Linked DNA regions of Homo sapiens: region 2 is linked to region 1. The links are chromatin contacts, found by Hi-C in ENCODE. All regions are on one chromosome and are shown on one strand. The core of a region is the stretch at or near the end of the contact, and the rest is flanking DNA. Distances in the headings are between cores, read along the strand shown. Region 1 has its middle 120 kb from the start of TMEM170B. Region 2 has its middle 100 kb from the start of LINC02530.

Evidence for each region. Hi-C counts contacts between places; a loop is a spot of excess contacts on that map. Pooled maps may share reads with other maps.
Region 2: a map of endothelial cell of umbilical vein shows a loop between it and region 1 (16-fold over the local background). The contact joins two enhancer-like sites. A Hi-C loop is called at or near these places in 1 of 168 maps with a recorded cell type or tissue (endothelial cell of umbilical vein), 2 of 37 single-sample maps with no recorded cell type and 3 of 50 pooled maps.

Annotation. Positions count from the first base shown.
Region 1 is chr6:11,651,920-11,654,431 of GRCh38, reverse strand. No RefSeq gene overlaps it. Among named protein-coding and RNA genes, the nearest start is that of TMEM170B, 120 kb to the right of the region's middle. Within about 2 kb of position 1,256, at least 4 of the 41 ENCODE cell types and tissues checked have a DNase peak (open chromatin) inside an H3K27ac peak, as active enhancers do; they include endothelial cell of umbilical vein, where a contact is called at or near this core.
Region 2 is chr6:12,482,661-12,485,172 of GRCh38, reverse strand. No RefSeq gene overlaps it. Among named protein-coding and RNA genes, the nearest start is that of LINC02530, 100 kb to the left of the region's middle. RefSeq lists enhancers at 1,400-1,479, 519-1,718. Within about 2 kb of position 1,257, at least 7 of the 41 ENCODE cell types and tissues checked have a DNase peak (open chromatin) inside an H3K27ac peak, as active enhancers do; they include endothelial cell of umbilical vein, where a contact is called at or near this core.

The sequences.
Region 1 (2,512 bases), core at 7-2,506:
CAACGTCCTCCCACCGGCGATGCAGAACTTCAAAGGGATGGAAAAGGTGGCAAAGTCACCAGTGAATCTGTGTGATATACATAACTGATGACTTCCTCCTTTAAAAATTTTTTTGAGAGAGGGTCTTGTTCTGTTACCCAGGTTGGAGTGCAGTGACACAATCGTAACTTGAAATCCTGGGCTCAAGTGAGCCTTTTGCCTCAGCCTCCCGAGTAGCTGGGACTACAAGGAGCACACCTCCATGCCTGGCTAATTTGTTAAAATGTTTCTTTAGAGACGGTAGTCTCACTATTTTCCCCAGGATGGTCTTGAACCCCTGACCTCAGGTGATCCTCCCGCCTTGGCCTCTCAAAGTGGTGACTTCAGGTGTGAGCCACTGTGCCCAGCAGCTTCCTCCTTTACAGAAATAAATTAATGCAAAATAAAGGAGGAAGAGAGAAATGATAGCTAAGCAGAGAACATGCAACAAAGTCAATGCTAACATCCACGTGATTGAGCATCTACTGTATGGCAGGTGCTTCACATGCGTTATCTTGAATGGGTGAACATTCTCCAATACAGCAGGGTTCCATCCATTCCACAGGTGAGGCACCTCATGCTCAGGTGGGTAAATTGCCCACCACCGTGTGGTAATAAAAGGGCAGAACACACACATGAAATCAGGACACCCTGACTCCAAATCCTATCACTGTTTCATGTCTCCAGCTGCAGACAACTCTTATGTGAGCCCTGGATAGGAAAAGGAACAGAGTCATGGAAGGTCCACTTAAGTTCTCCTTCAAGCAGCTAAGGAGGTGCTGTCTCTAACAAGCCAAATTAAGATAGGCAAAGTCACCCCAGCAGCTGTTGACTTCAGCATTTGCTTTTAAAATGAGAATTATTGTCTCAGGGTGAAGACTCCGGTTCAAGCATGAGTCATGCACCCCAGCAGACCTGGTTTGTTTTTAGCGAAGTGTGGCCGGGGGAGGAGGGGTTGTATTCACCAGCAAAGCATGTCACAGAGGATGTACACACACACACACACACACACACACACACACACAGACACACAGACACACACACACACACGTCTGCCCATTACAGCTGCTCCAGGCATCTCTCGCCTGACAGAATAGGGTCTGTTTCTGACCCCCACACATCCTTAAAGAATGTGATCTTTGCAGAGATCACTAGCAGGAAATGACCCTGAGGAAAGCCACTTGATGTCATTCTTTGAATGTTCTGCTGTCAGCTCCCAAAACTGTCAGGAATGAGGTCGTAAGTGTCTCCTTCAGCTGCATAAATAGAGGCCACCAAAGGTCTCCAGGAAAGAAAAAAGCTGGTAATCACAGCAATTCACGTGTGGACCAAATATGGCAGCACCGGTGGAAGACAGAGTCATGTTATGACTCACACAAACCCAAGCTGGAATCCCATAGCTGCTGTTTTCCAGGGGTATGACATTGAACTGCATAAATGCCTCAGTTTCCCCATCTGCTTGATGGGCATCAGAGCATCACTATGAGGGCTGAGCCGAGTACTTATAGAAGCAGTGGGTGATATAGGTAGCCAGTGCCTGATCAATGCTGCTTCTCATCCATCCTCCTCCTGCATGATGTGGTTAGAAATCTCCAATGGCTGGGCGCGGTGGCTCATGCCTATAATCCCAGCACTTTGGGAGGCCGAGGCCGGCGGATCACCTGAGGTCGGGAGTTTGAGACCAGCCTGACCAGCATGGAGAAACCCCATCTCTACTAAAAATACAAAATTAGCCAGGCATGGTGGCACATGCCTGTAATTCCAGCTACTGGGGAGGCTGAGGCAGGAGAATCGCTTGAACCTGGGAGGTGGAGGTTGTGGTGAGCTGAGATTGCGCCATTGCACTCCAGCCTGGGCAACTTCCAGAGTGAAACTGTCTCAAAAACAAACAAAAAAAAGAAATCTCTGGTGCGGCTGGGCATGGTGGCTCACACCTGTAATCCCAGCACTTTGGGAGGCCAAGGCGGGTGGATCACCTGAGGTCAGGAGTTCGAGACCAGCCTGGCCAATGTGGTGAAACCCTGTCTCTACTAAAAATACAAAAAATTACCTAGTTGTGGTGGCACACACCTGTAATCCCAGCACTTTGGGAGGCCGAGTCGGGCAGCTCACTTGAGGTCAGGAGTTGGAGACCAGCCTAGCCAACATGGCAAAACCCCGTCTCTACTAAAAACACAAAAATTAGCCAGGCGTGGTTGCGCACACCTGTAATCCCAGCTACTCAGGAGGCTGAGGCAGGAGAATTGCTTGAACCCGGGAGGCAGATGCTGCAGTGAGCCGAAAACATACCACTGCACTCCAGCCTGAGCAACAGAGCGAGACTCTGTCCCCAACTCGCCCCAGAAAAGAAAAATCTCTGGTTCCATCAGAACCAAGAGTGGCCCAACAAAGGGCTGACCAGTCCAGCTTCCTGGTCATGGAGGTCACACTGATGCTAATGGATCAAGTTGGCAAGCTTGACATTTAATGTAAAACTGCTAGCATCAGATTATTT
Region 2 (2,512 bases), core at 8-2,507, 830 kb before region 1:
CGGGATTTGTAGTAGAATTCGATGAGGAAAGAAAGTTGATATAATTATGCATCGTTATCAAAATTATAGTCAATAAAACCTTTCAAGTAAGTGGGTAGTTAATTGAGATCTAGAAGGCATTTGGGCTTTCTGGCTTCACTGGCCAGCTTGCAGTCACCTGAGTGCACAGAAAACTGCTTGTTTTCTGGAATATTTTCATGGTTGTGAAAATTGATAATGTATCACTGTTAGGTCTGATTTTGTTTCCTGTCCAAAGAGGAAAGGTCATCCTCCTCCTTATTAAATTTTGAAAAATAAATAACCACAGCAGTATCTCAACAGACTCAATGTGTTTATTTTACACTACAAGAATGTGAAATAATTGGACAGTATGTCACAGGGGGAAGAAAACTAGGAGAGCAGCTTGCCGGGTTTAATAAATTAACTTTGGCTCTATTTGCTGAAAAGATGATTATTGACAGTTGCGTATCTTGTTTATGAGCACACACCTTAAACTTGATCAGGAGGAAAGAGAAAATACTCAAAATTCTTGCTGATGAAAGAGCTTTTCCCGGCTTAGGGCAATTGCTTCAAAGAAAAAGTACAAAGGTTTGAACTTCCCACCCATGTGTTATTGGACAGGGAAAAAGGAAACATTTCATAGAGATAAGCTACCGTTTTGAATATTGAAGGAATTTAAAAGCAAAAATATCAGTATTGACACAATTACAGATACCGGTCTTCTTTAGAAAACATGCACCACTTTTTTTCTTTGTGGCTTAAAGAAAAAATTAACTTCGTGAATACCAGTCATCTACATGCATTAAATATAAGACAGGAAAACTTCTCTCTGCTCTTATCGCAAGTTAAGAATATTTTCTTTTAAATGCGACTTACCTTTTAAGATGAGTGAGGCTGAGTAAGTAAGGAAATGTTAAGAGGTGACTTTAAAAGAAACTTAACCATGCAATCTCTTATAGGTGACTCAACCTGTGATGGAAGTTAATTGCTATTATTAATTATAATTATTATTTTAAGTCTATGTTTTGAGGAGCTTCCAGAACTTTCTAACTCTGACAGCACCTGTCAGTAGGGAGGTAATGGGAAGGAGCATGTACCCATGGTATGAAATGCTTCTGCTGCTTAAGTCACAAAGTCACAGGGGGAACCGGAAGTACCCACAATTTCTCCCCAAGAAGCATGCACTTCAGCGGTGAATACAGACTTAGTCACAGAAGAGAGGTGAGGTCAGCGAACGACAGCAGAAACAGGAATCCTCCAGATACCAGACCTATTACCCAGAAGGTGGTTTTCTGCCAAAAATATCAGCTTGTAGACTGCTTATCTGAAAGGAGAGCTGCTGCCCATAGGTGACATATGGCTTGAGGACCAAACTGGAAAGTGAAACCACTGCTTTAAGAAAAAGAGCCCAAGAACCCACGAGATGCTCTCCTCAGAGGAAGAAGCTTCTTGATTTCAGTCCAAATCCATAAAACACATGAGAATCTTGAATATGTTCTTATCCAAATCGGTCATTATTGATCATCAACTGTAGTCCTAACTGCTGTACAATACCATCTATTGCTTTTATATCTGAAGTTCTGCACATCTAACAAATTTTTTCCATTAAAAGACTGCTGTCATTCGAAGCATTTTATAATTTATGAAGCACTTTCACCAAAATAAATCTGTTCCTTTCTCAACCTTCCTTAAAAATCAAGTGACCTGAAGTTAGAGTTAGGGAATAGGCCTAGATCTAAGACCTGAGAGTTTGGCCCTTTCCAAAAAATGTCATATAGCCCAATGGCACGATAAGAAGAACAACAAAAACTGTAACAGTAATAATAGCTGCCACTTGGTACTTAGACCAGAGAAAGAAATTTCCTACAAACCTTACAAGCAAAATCCCATTTTGCAGAGGTGGAAAGTGTTGTTCACATATTCGTGTAGCTCTCCTAAGGTCTTGGATCCTAAAGAATGGCAAAGCTCAGAGAGTAAACCAGGTCATCTGTATCTAATTTGTTCCTCTTTTCGCTGCATAGACTGTCAGCTAGTGCAACTTAACATTTTCAGAGAAGAGAAATTTTCATAATTCTTGTCTGGCTATAAAAGGTTGAGAGAACATACTCCCAAGCTGGGATATTCCTCTTTGAGCACGTATTGATATTTTGTTATTATTATTACTTTTAAAAATAGCTCTTCATTTGGTTCTATAATCTGGTAATTAAGGTAAACAATACACTATGAGTAGTGTGAACTCTCATGAATACAAAGGAAGTGCACAATTTTACGCACTTTAAGATGAGATGTGGTAAAGAGATACAGATTTTAAAGACCATGAAAGCTAAAGCTGTAACTATGCAGAATGGTATTTCATTAGCAAATTAAAAGTTCTGCAGCTCGTTAACATCTTTGTTGATAGGTGGGCAAGAAATCAGGAACTTAGGGTGCTGATTAATTTATACACCTGTCATAGGAGCATGTAACCTTCTGCCACCATTGTAAGACAGGCAAGAATAAACTATAAAACAGT